Linked DNA regions of Homo sapiens: region 2 is linked to region 1. Evidence: chromatin contacts called from ENCODE Hi-C data. All regions are on one chromosome and are shown on one strand. Each heading gives the region's core, a stretch centred on a gene start or an enhancer-like site at or near the end of the contact. The rest is flanking DNA. Distances are from core to core; before and after follow the strand shown.

The links. Hi-C counts contacts between places; a loop is a spot of excess contacts on that map. Pooled maps may share reads with other maps.
Region 2: a pooled map shows a loop between it and region 1 (3-fold over the local background). The contact joins the promoter of ZNF18 here to the enhancer-like site in region 1. A Hi-C loop is called at or near these places in 7 of 37 single-sample maps with no recorded cell type and 4 of 50 pooled maps.

What each region holds. Positions count from the first base shown.
Region 1 is chr17:12,418,837-12,425,436 of GRCh38, reverse strand. No RefSeq gene overlaps it. Among named protein-coding and RNA genes, the nearest start is that of LINC00670, 130 kb to the left of the region's middle. Within about 2 kb of position 3,961, at least 4 of the 41 ENCODE cell types and tissues checked have a DNase peak (open chromatin) inside an H3K27ac peak, as active enhancers do.
Region 2 is chr17:11,994,707-12,001,045 of GRCh38, reverse strand. It overlaps ZNF18 (zinc finger protein 18), which reads left to right and starts at 3,571. Exons shown (of 7, transcript NM_001303281.2): 1 at 3,571-3,615. RefSeq lists enhancers at 3,003-3,082, 3,153-3,392, 2,507-3,490 and a silencer at 3,423-3,872.

The DNA of each region.
Region 1 (6,600 bases), core at 2,712-5,211:
GTTTGCTGAATGGATGTCTGCACAGCAAAGCTTTCAGATACAGTGCCTGTGCCCTCAGGAATGAGGTTATGATGCTTGCAAACACAATACCTAGGGAAATGGCTCTTTCCAAAGCTTTCTTGCTATACTTTTCTTACTATCTCTCATCCCATGAAAACCCAGAGAGTATACCTAACAGATATCCGGAACCATCCATACACCTAAAACACAAATCTGCACTCCTAGAATCATTTAACATCATTTTAAAGAAAAGATGACATTGAAAATACAAGCATTACTGGTTTTCACTTGCAGAGTCTGTTTTTCCAAATGTGAAGATTTAGAATGGATGATGAGTAGAGTTTGTAGCGTTTCTACTGAATGGGAGATAAAGGTGGGCTGAAATGAGTGAAGGAAGAAGTTCAGCTTTTAGGTCAGACTTCAAAAAGAACTTCCGATGGTCTAAGTTCTGATACGCTAAATAAGACCATTAAAGAGCTCTTTCTAAATAAGCTTATGAGTTTGCACTAAAAAAAAAGTTTAATCTAAATGTGGTCCTTCCAAAGCTAAAGGATGGGTTGCCTTCCCTCCTCACTCAAAATGTTCATTTGTCAAAATCCTTCCCATCCTTCAAGACCCACCTCAGATGCCCACAAAATATTATTTTCACCCTCTCTATGGCATTTATGATTCATCAACACATACATATTGAATACCTACTATGTCCAGATACTCTCCTAGTTTTGGGGTACACACAAATGATCTTGAGAGATTAGGTCCCTACTGTCATGGAGTCCATAGTACCAAGGACAGGGGACATCTCAATGATAAACAAGGAAACAAATACACAAAATACCTTTAACTAGTTTTGGATGTATTGGGAAAATAAAACAGGGTTAGGTAATTGAGAGCAACTGGGGCCTAGAGGGAAGTTTCCATGGGATGTGACAGAGCCCTCTGTGAAGAGGTGACCACCAGCCAAGGGCTAAGAAAGCCAGCCATACTTAGAAGAGCACAAGGTCATTCCAGGATGGAAGAACAGCAGGTGAACTTAGCATGTTTGAGAAACACACACGAGGCAACTTGAGCGGTGCTCTCTGAGCTAACGTGAGAGAGGGGAGAAGCAGGCTGCAGCCAGCTGACCTCTGCAGGGTAGGTTTTGGTCCTTTCTTCCTGGCTGTTGTGTAAGCATCTTGAAGGTCCATTGCCTCCCACAGAGTCTTTTTATGGACTAGATGCATGTGATCTCCCAAAATTAATATGTTGAAGCTTTAACCCCCAATGTGATGGTATTTGGAAATGAGGCCTTTGGGAGATAAATGGGGCCTTGAGGCTAAGTGAGGTCAGGAGGGTGGGGCCCTCATGATGAAATTAGTGCCCTTATAAGAAGAGACACCAGAGAGCTCTCTTGCTCTCTCTCTCTTTCTTCACCATACGAGGACACAGCAATAGGTGGTTGTCTACAAGCCAAGAGAAGAGTCTGCAGAATAAAACCTGCCTTGCCAAAACTTTGATCTTGGACTTCTCAGTCTCCACAATGCTGAGAAATAAATTTCTGTTGTTTGAGCCACCCAGTCTGTGGCATTATGGCATAGCAGTCCGAGCTGGCTGATACAGGTCTACTAGGGTGTCTGGCACTCCATAGAAGATATATAAATTCCCTTCAATAACTGAGTCATGGAGGCAGAGGACCATAATTCACATTCCCTCAGTCCTCAGTGGCTCATGCCACCCCGTATAAGAAAGGCCTCCAATCTCCCACTCAAACTTTAACCACGTATTTTCAGGAGATCCTCAGAGAGTCTCACAGCCATCCCAAAAGTGCCACGGCATGTTCTTCCACTCCAGGCTCTGTTCCTTGCCAAGTCACTTTCAAAGCTGGGCCCCACCACTGTCTCTGTAGCTACGACAGGCTGAGAGCGACAGTAACCCTCTGTTCCCAAAGCTATAAGCCACTGAGGTGCCAACATGAGGCTGTGCTTCCTGCAGATGCCACTGAGTTAGTTACAGGCACAGAACTGGGGAAAATCACTTCTTCCATTCAGCGCTTTTCTCACTGGGAGTCCTAAGAAATCCCACTCGTGCCTTAGTGCTGAGTCTTTTAAGGAAATGGATCCTTCAGCTTCTGCCTGCAGCCCCTGATATCATCCACTAAATCCACCTCCTCATTGCATCCGTCTCAGGTAAGCACACACCTGTGGGTGCCACCAACTTGTCATTTATGTCCCCTGTGACCAAGTCCTAATGTCAAGCCACACCTTGAATCAAAGATCTAACACCCCTGAATTCTTGGACCCCACTCATGTCTAGCCATGAGCTCTTGGAGGCTTTCTAGTTGACAGAAAAGAGAATACTGAAGGCGGAGAGCAAACTGACTCTTCCCGGTAAAGAAAGGCCTGTGTTTGTGTGTGTGAGTGAGTGTGACAGTGTGTGAGTGTGTGTGCTCTCTGGGGCTAGAATCAAGATATATGTCCTCATTGTGCTGTTGCCAGTAGACATTTGACCAGCACCCCTACACGTGACATGTGTTTGTTCAAATGTCACACAATTCAGGGTCCGTGTGGGAGCGTGGCGGTGCTGTGACACTGAGCAGCTGAGGACTCCCGCACTTGGCAGCCTCCCCAGCATGCTGCACTGTGGCAGACGGCCAGAGACCTGCACTGCAGGGTGTGTGGATCCGTGCACACAAGTACACTCCGCACACACACGAGCAAGCGCACACACATAAGAGCAGGTGAGGCACTCTGTCATCGGTGGATGCTTCATTTCTTTTATGTAATTTCTACCCCGGCGCAACTGTGCTATGTACAGTCTTGTCCTGGGGTCTTGGTTTCTTTCATGTGGTTCTTTGTGCTAACAAGATTAAATCAGTTCCAATAGGTACTGGTTTAATGGAGATGATAAACTTTTATTGAACTTGAGCACATTAAAATGAAATGTAAGCAATAGGTGATTTTGGCATTTGCCTGGGGTCTCTTCCAATTTGAATAAAGCCAGTATGCCTTCTCTGGAAAATAACAGCTCCAAGCCCGGCTCACTTTATGTGCTTAATTAAAATCTATTTTTGTGGTACAAAAAGGAGCTAAACAATGTAACGTTCCTTCTCTTCAACTATGAAAACAAAGATAGACGAATACTTTCTGCAAAACGGAGCTCTACCTTTTGCACAAAGAGCAGGTAATGCGCTGCTTTTGTTACAGCAGCCTGTCTGCTAATCCGTGATCTGTTTTGTCTGTGAACGGGATTATCATGGTGGTTTATTGAATAAGAGCCAAAAACGACGTTAAGTAAACTGTTTACACGAAGCCACTGGGCTGAAAAATCCAAACTCAGACTCATTTCAGGTTTTAACCACAGTAAACTTTATTATAGTTTCAACCGGACAGTTAAAACCTTTCAGGGCCTGTGCAATTGCTGAATGTGTAAAACACGAGACCACGGCTCTCCGTAGAAATTGGGGAAGTGTAAATATCAAAGTCAGCCTCTGAAGGTTGCCTTTCTCTGCAGCTCTCTGTGGGGCTTTCACTGGGGCCCGGATTTCAGCCAGGCTCCACGGCCAGGCCCCTGTCACTGTCTTTGCCAGTCCTGTAAGTCAAGAGAAGGAGGTTTGGCTGTCCAGTGTGGCAGGGGGCAGGCATGGAGCCTGTCACTAATCCCTAGCCTGATTCCTCGGGGCAGACATCTTTATGTCTCTAGGGGGCTGGCAGGAATACACCTGCCCTCTTCTGACCTCCATGGTGGCCGCCAGTTCGAAAGGGTCAAAATGAGTTTTTTATTAATGTCTACTCATGCCCTTTGTGCATCTTAAATTCTACTCTGGGGCCAGAACATTTCACAAGACGTGCTTTGATCTGTTTGAAAACAGACAAAAGACCAAAAGAATAGAAACATCAACCAAGGAAGCGCAACTTTAACACATTGTTTTGTCTCCTTGTGGACTCTGCAGAGAAAGCCAAATGGAGCGTTCCCGTCTGTGTGCAGCATGTAAACAGAAGTAACTCTAAAGATCACTTCTCCGGGACGTTTTAGTTGACAGATCAGGAAACTGGCACTCAGGAAAATGTTTCTGGACTGTTAGATTTTTTTTTTTCTGAGCTCAACTTTCCCAGAATTGTCTTTTGCAGTCCCTTGGACTACAAAAAAGCTCTGTCCTTTTGACCTCATACCAGTAATCTTTTAACTCCCTTAGTCTTCATTCATTCATTCATTCATTCATCCATTCATTCATTCAAGGTCCATCTAGGTGCCAGACACCGTGTTAGATGTGGGCAATGCAAAATAAGACAGGGCATCCGACCTCAAGGGCTCCCAGGCAAGTTGAGCGACAGGTGGATAAACAGGTAATTATAAAACTGAAAAACACATGGTTAAATAAAGGAATTGAGTCTCCTGGGAAGACAGGTGCCTCTTCTCCAACTCCTTCTCAGCTCTTCCTGCTCTCCTGACATCTAGATGCTGAAGGTCCCACGGACTCAGTCTAGGCCTTCTTTTCTCCTCTGTCTACACTGTTCCCCTGGGTGATCTCCTCCAGGCCCAGAGCTTTGAATAATTCTATACTGATGACTCCGTTTTTCTGTCTCCAACTCTGACTCCTCCCTGGAGCTCTACCTTCTTATAGCCCTCTTCCTGTTTGACTAGATCCATGTGACTGATTAAAAAGACATCTCAAGCTTATATCCAAACTGTAACTCCTGATCTCCGCCTGTCCACAATGCCCACTTCCTTCCCTGGCTTTCCCCATTGGCCCAGTTGTTCTAGGAAACACCCAGGAGGTAGCTTTAACTCCCTTTCCCCCCGACCCACTCCACATCCAGTTTATCAGCCAGTTCTCTGGGTTCCACCTCCAAGTGGATCTGGAGCCACCCTCTGCCCCCGTGGCCCTTGAAAAAAAAAATCCCTCTTCAATTCCTAGCACTTCCTGCCTGCATTCCTACAATAGCAGACCTGTCCTCCACTTCCCATCTGCTTTCAGATGGAACAGCAGAAGAGTGATCTTCTTAACCCTTGGATGATATAACACCACTCCTCCACTTGAAATCCCCCAAAAGGATGAAACTTCCATTTTTGATAGCGTCGGAATAACAGGGACTAGCCTTATGCTCTAGTATGAAATAACTAAAACACTACACAAAGAGTATAAAACAATGGTATACAAAACATTCAACCGAGATTCAAAACAAAGGAAGAGTCCTTCGATTGCCCCAGCTACTGCCCCAAGAGAATTTGTTTTGTTTTTGTTTTTTTGGAGACGGAGTTTCGCTCTTGTTTCCCAGGCTGGAGTGCAATGGTGCGATCTAGACTCACCGCAACCTCCACCTCCCGGATTCAAGCGATTCTCCTGCCTCAGCCTCCCAAGTAGCTGGGATTACAGGCATGTGCCACCACACCCAGCTAATTTTGTATTTTTAGTAGAGACGGGGTTTCTCCATGTTGGTCAGGCTGGTCTCGAACTCCCGACCTCAGGTGATCCGCCCGCCTCAGCCTCCCAAAGTGCTGGGATTACAGGCTCCAGCCACCGCGCCTGGTCTGAAGAGAATTTCTAGGGAAACCAGGCAGGGCTTGGTGGCCTTGTGGAGCTGAGGAGACAATACTAGTAGTCTGGGAGGCCAAGGAAGTCAGAGTTGTGGGATTCAGGGGAGAACGCTGGAGAAGAGAGAGCTGCAAGACAGCTCCTGAGACCTACACAGGGTCCCCTCAAGTCTTGTGCTGAGTGCTGCCCAATGCATATCTGTGAGGAAACAGAGGCCAGGGAAAGAACTACTTGAAAAGATTAGAGGGAACAATTCTTTTTTTTTTTGAGGCGGAGTCTCGCTCTGTTGCTCAGGCTGGAGTGCAGTGGTGCAATCTCGGCTCACTGCAAGCTCTGCCTCCCAGGTTCATGCCATTCTCCTGCCTCAGCCTCCAGAGTAGCTGGGACTACAGGCTCCTGCCATCACGCCCTGCTAATTTTTTGTTTTTTAGTAGAGATGGGGTTTCACCGTGTTAGCCAGGATGGTCTCAATCTCGGGACCTCATGATCCGCCCACCTCGGCCTCCCAAAGTGCTGGGATTACAGGCGTGAGCCACCAGGCCCCGCCCCTAGAGGGAACAATTCTTTAGAATTCACATGAGACTGGGAATCATTCCTGTTTCCACCAGCTGGAGTGGAAGACCTAAAGATGGGCCTCAAATCAAAGACCTTAGCTTTCTTCTTAAATAAACTAGAAAAGAACATGTTAAACTCCAAATAAAAAAATGAAATAATAAAAATAGGGCAAAATCCAATTAGATATGAAACAGAAAACATAGTGGAGAAAATAAATGAGATCAAAGGGTGGTTATGTGAGAAGTTCAATAAATTTAATAAACCTCCAGCCAGACTTATCAACTTTTGGGGTGAAGGGGATGCAAACGAAAGATATTAGAAATGAGAGATCAGTAAAAATGAGACCTCACTAAAAATTATACAGAAAGTAAAAGGATGATAAATGCTTATTGTGAACCACCTTATGGCAATAAATTTGAGAACTTAGAAAAATAGGCAAATTCCCTGAAAAACATATAACTAATGTTTGCTTAAGAAGAGAAAGAGAACCTGAATAGATAATCCTGTATCTATTTTTTAAAGTTGAATTTGTAGTT
Region 2 (6,339 bases), core at 2,322-4,821, 420 kb after region 1:
CCTTCCATACAAATTTTTCCTCCCTACTGGATCATTCTAATCAGTGTGTAAGCATGCTGTAAGATCTCCTAATTTGTCTCATTTTGCTATTTCTTTTTATAGCAAAACTTCTTGAATGACTTGTCTATATTTGCTGCTCTAATTCTTCTCTTCTCGTTCCTTATTGAACTTATTCCATTCAGGATTTCTCTACTCCCAACCACTCTTATAAGGTCAAGGTCACCAGTGATTTTATACTCCTGTTGCTCAGTCAATTCTTAATCCTCATCTTACATTTGATCATGGCATTTGATTAGTTGATGATTCTTTCTTTCTTCCTTTCTTTCTTTCTGACAGAGTTTCGCTCTTGTTGCCCAGGCTAGAGTGCAATGGTGTGATCTAGGCTCACTGCAACCTCTGCCTCCTGGGCTCAAGCGATTATGGGTTTATACCTTTTCTTAAGGTGCCAGTTTGTATATTACAGGCGTGCACCTCCACGCCCAGCTAATTTTGTATTTTTAGTAGAGACAGGTTTTCTCCATGTTGGTTAGGCTGGTCTCGAAGTGCAGACCTCAGGTGATCTGCCCATGTCGGCCTCCCAAAGTGCTAGGATTACAGGCGTGAACCACCACACCCAGCAATTCCTTCTTTCTTTGAACACTTTATGCAGTTGGCTTCCCGGATACCACTCTCTGTTTTCCTGCTACCTCAGTGGCTCCTCAGTTTCTTTCTCCTTTAATAGATTTTTCTTATTACCCTGACCCTATATGTTGGCGTGGTCCAGGGCTTGGTCTTTATAGTGCTTCTCTTTATTGTCACTCATTGTTTCATGGCCTAAACGTTTATGGGTGGGCCTGGTGGCTCGCACCTGTAATTCCAGCACTTTGGGAGACTGAGGTGGGTGGATCACCTGAGGTCAGGAATTTGAGACCAGCCTGGCCAACATGATGAAACTTCATCTCTGCTAAAAATACAAAAAGTAGCTGGGCACGGTGGCAAGCATGTGTAATCCCAGCTACTCAGGAGGCTGAGGCAGGAGAATCACTTAAACCTGGAGTCGGAGGTTGCAGTGAGCTGAGATTCTGGCACTACATTGGGCAACAGAGCAAGATTCTGTCTCAAACAACAACAACAACAAAAACTTTTGCAATTTCCTCTGCCTGGAGGTTCCCACAGATACACGCAAGGCTTGCGTCTTAATTAACTTCCGGTCTGGATTCAAGCCTGTTTTATCTGTTAGTCCTTCCCTGACCATCCTATATAACTTGCACTCCATCTCTAACAGTACCTCTCCTCCTTACCCCAATGTAATTTTCTTCACAACACCTATAATTACCACTTGTGCACTTATTTATTGTCCAGCTCACCCTACAAAATATAAGTCTTGGGAGGGCTGGGACTTTGTGTGTTTAGTTCATTCTTGCATATATAGCTATTGGAAGAGTGCTGGGCACATCATCTGGTAAATATTTATTGAATGAGTAAGTGAATAATAGAAATAGATGACACCTTTTCATTATTTCCTAAGCTGAGGTAGATATCTCCCTATTTTAAAAAATATTTTGATTGTTCAGCCTGTTTCGAAATAAGTGTTTATGCCTTTTCCTAAGGTGCCAGTTTATAAAGAAATTATTAAACTTCAAAGTGTCATTTTCATATCAGGAACCATCTACCAGGATTAGAGTTCTCAAACTGAGGTTTGTGGGTTCCAAGGATGGGTTTCAAGGCTGTGTTAGCTCCCTGGATTTGAGTGCAAAGTGTTGTATGTAGATGTGTATGTGCATTTTTCTTGGGAAAAATTTTACCTTCCATCAGATTCACAAAGGAGTCAGAACCCAATTAATGGTTTTGAATTACTGTTATCTTCCTTGGGTGTTGATCAGCTAAAAGCGAACACATTGAAGATAAAACTCCTATAATCTTCCCCTCTAAACCACCTTATCTCTTGACTTTCTTAGAAGCAGAGCACATTGATGTTGGAAGCAATACCCAATGAAGGTGTCCCTCTAAATGTGCCTGGTAAATTGTTAGCCATGCTGTCCTCAGGAACTCAAAGCAGCGCCATCAATCACATGAATGTTAGAAACGTCCAGCTAGGTGCCATGGCTCATGCCTGTAATCCCAGCACTTTGGGAGGCCAAGGTGGGTGGATCACTTGAGGTCACGAGTTCGAGACCAGCCTGGCCAACATGGTGAAACCCCGTCTCCACCAAAAATACAAAAAAAAAAAAAAAAAAAAAAAAAGACTAGAAACTTCCACCTATGTCAGGCTGAAACAGTAGTTTCACACATAGGATCTTGTTCAGACCCTGGGACTTAAGAGAACATGTCGAATCCCTTTTCCGCTGGTCACTTTTCAGGTACATGAAGATGTAATCCCATCCCCGCATCAAGCTTTATTTCTCCAGAGGAGGATCTTTAATTCTTGTAAACATGGGACAGGTACAGGACATGTTATGATAATGACAGGTACAGGACATGTTATGATAATGACAGGTACAGGACATGTTATGATAATGACAGGTACAGGACATGTTATGATAATGACAGGTACAGGACATGTTATGATAATGACAGGTACAGGACATGTTATGATAATGACAGCTCTTCTTTAAATTTTTATTTTTTATTTATTTTATTTCCATAGGTTATTGGGGAACATGGCAGCTTTTTTTGAATACCCTCCTCTTTGCCAGTTGCCCAAGGTGGAACACCCAAACTTTGACATGATACTTCCATTAATGCAACTTAGTATCACAAGTTGATGTCGTGGCCCAGCACAGGATGGCCTGGAAACCGGCAACACTGGACGCTGGGGAAAGGGTAAGAAGGTCTTGACCATTACAAATGGTGTGGAACTGAGCCGAGGGAGGGATAGTGAGAAGGGAGAGAGGGTGAGGTGTCTGAGAGACAATGAGGTCAAATCAGAGGATTCAGCCATTGTTGGCGTGTGGGAAAGGGAAGGAGAAGGGAAGAGTCAGGGATGACATTTGTTGAGAGAGAGAGAGAGAAGAGAGAGAGACGCAGGTGGAAAGAGGATGGCACCACATTGGACTAGCCCCAACGGAATGGGGAGAAGTGGGAGAGGACCCAGGGGATGCAGAGCTGATGAGAGTGGGAGAACCAAGACAGAGGAAGAAGGTTGGGGCAAATCAAGTGTCTCAGGGAGGCCCAGTGAGGCAAGAACGGAAAGGAGAAAGGCGGCGGTTAAGAATCAGGGATAATGGCAGAGCGTTGCAGCTCTGCGGGTGGGACTGGGCGGAAGGGTTTGGGAGAGACAAAGAAATGATCTTTGAAGGCCTCGCAGTGCTTGGCCGAGTGCCTGGCACAGAATAGGTGCGCAATAAATGACGGGTGAGAAGTGAAGGAACTCAGGAACAGTGATTAGTGAGTGAGTGACGGAAGGAACGGAGGATGGCGTTGGCTCGGGAACCTCGCTGCCATGTCGGTGGAGGCTCCTGGGCTGCAACGCCAGAGAGAGGCGGGGCGTCCCCGACGGCCAATAGGAGCTTCGGTATCAGCTCCGCCCCCGCCCCCTAGCTCCGCCCGGTGCCGCACGTCGTTCGCCTGCCGCCTGAGGCGCGCGCAGCCACCCAGCTCCCGGAAGTGCGCCCGGAGCCGGCGCCGCGGGCCGAGGTGAGCGCGCTTGCGGGGCGGTCCCGGCCTCCGGCCGCTCGGGGTCAGGCCTTGCGCTATCTGCGTCCGCACCTGACTCAGCTGGGCACCCCGGAGCTACGGAGGGGCCAGCGGGCTCCCTTGCCCATGCGTCTGGGAGCGCGCGGGGGACGTGGCGAGTGCGGGGCCGGGGCAGCCATGGCTGGGAGTGGACCGTGGGTGCGGGGGGATGTGTGAACCCCGTCCCGGCTCTGCATTCCTGCGCCTCTGCGCCCCGCGGGACCGGCCGGGTCTCTGCACTGGGACCGAAAACGGGCTCCTCCCCGCTGTCTTCCCCTAAGGGCTGAAAATGAGTCTCTGGAAGAGGAAACCCGATGGGATGATGCCTGGAGTCTCTCCCTCTCTCATCAGAGTGCAGTCGGCATTTGGGGGGCGCATGGTGGAGAATACATATCCAATGAGCAGCGCTGCCCTGGCCTCGAGCACTAAATGCCAGTTCCCCTAGCTGCTTGTGACAACCAGAAAACGCCCCAACAAATCACCAGACGTTGGCAGTTCTCCCCAAAGCAAAGGCTTTAGAGCTTCCTGGGTTAATCTGGCTGCCACTTGTGAGCCTCGGAGGTTCCTGATCTGTACACCAGGGTAATTGTGGGAATTGGAAATACATGAACCGAGCTTAATAATGAGCCGATACGTAGTAGGTGCTTAACAAATGGTTACTTATATATGTAACCATGTATGTAACCACTTGTGTATATTACACCTAGAATGCACTTTTAAAAATTCATTCTATTTGTTAAAGGTTTAATAACAGGTATAACAGACAACCTTATTTTTTTTTCATAACTAATGGGGGCAGTTCCTCATGAGGTTATCGGAATATAAACTCTATTAAATTTTTAATACTATATAAAGTAATTTAATTTTGAATAATCGAGACATTTTTCTTACACACTACCTGGGAGTATAATATTACTAACAAAAGATTTAAGTATTTTATAAAATCTGTAGTTTTTCCAAAATGTCATTTCTCTTAAATATTATCTAAACTGCTATCTTAATTTAGGAAACAGATAAATTGCAGTAAGTTTACAGGTCGGTATCTTGCTATCTAAAATCTTGCCGCTTGTTATTTGAAACTCTTGAGCCAAATAGGTTGGATTTACAAAGCAAGGTATTTTTAAAAATATATTTATTCGTTTTTTAAGATGTTATTTGAAACTGTAGGTTTACCTCTGAGCTAAAGCTGCTTTTCAGGTGGTTTGATAATGCTGTCATTGTCACTCAGTATGAAAACATATTTTAATTTCCTTTGTGATTTTTTTCTTTGACTATGGGTTAAGAGCATTATTTAGTAATTTCCATAAATTGGGATTTTCTAGTTATTGTTATTGATTTCTACTTTAATTGCACTATGATCAGAGAATATATTTGAACCCAGGAAGCTCTAAAGTTTTCCATTTGACCTTTCTGGTTTTGTTTCTCTTGTGTTCCTTTTCTATCAGATATTGGGTTTTTGAGTGTTTTTTGGTATTGCTTTAATGGCTTTTTAGCAATACCACTTTGCGTAATATTTTTAGAGCTAATTTTAAGATATCAGTCATTTGAAAATTATGCATATGGTCTGTTTTGATGAATACTCTTTGCACTTGTAATGAATGTATACTCTGCAGTTCTTGGGTCTAGTGTTCTGAAAATGTCAATTAGAGCAAGTCGGTTGATAGTGTTCAGATTTTTTGACTTCACTGACTCTTTTTTTTTTTTTTTTTGAGATGGAGTCTCCCTCTGTCGCCCAGGCTGGAGTGCAGTGGTACGATCTTGACTCACTGCAACTTCCGCCTCCCAGGTTCAGGCTGTTCTCCTACCTCAGCCTCCTGAGTTGCTGGGATTACAGGTGCGCACCACCATGCCCAGCTAATTTTTGTATTTTTAGTAGAGATGGGGTTTTACTGCGTTGGCCAGGCTGGTCTCAAACTCTTGACCACAGGTGGTCCTCCCGCCTAGGGCTTCCAAAGTGCTGGGATTGCAGGCGTGACCCACCGCGCCTGGCCTGGGTTTCTTTTTTTTTTTCTTGCAGTGGTGTGATCTCGGCTCACTGCAACCTCTGCCCCCTTGGGTTCAAGCAATTCTCCTGCCTCACTCAGCCTCCCTGGTAGCTGGGATTACAGGCATTCACCACCACGCCCGGTTAATTTTTGTATTTTTAGTAGAGATGGGGTTTTGCCATGTTGGACAGGCTGGTCTTGAACTCCTGACCTCAAATGATCCCCCTGCCTTGGACGCCCAGAATGCTAGGATTACAGGCGTGAGCCACTGCGCTCAGACCTGGGTTTCTTTTTAAGCAAAAAATAAATTTAATGAGGACCACATAAAAAACATTTGGTATTGGATTACGGTTGCAAGGGTCCATTTATACAAGGATTTTCATCTGCCTCTGTGACTCCTGCGACTGCAAGACCAACCCTTCCTTCTCCTTCTCCTGTTCCTTGTCCTCTTCAGGCTACTCAGTGTGAAGATGATGAAGGTGACCACCTTTATGGTGATTCACTTCCACTTAGTGAATAGTAAATGTAGTTTCTCTTCCTTATAATTTTCTTTTTCTTTTTTTTTTGAGACGGAGTCTCGCTCTGTCGCCCAGGTTGGAGTGCAGTGGCACGATCTCAGCTCACTGCAAGCTCTGCCTCCCAGGTTCATGCCATTCTCCTGCCTCAGCCTCCCGAGTAGCTGGGATCACAGGCGCCCGCC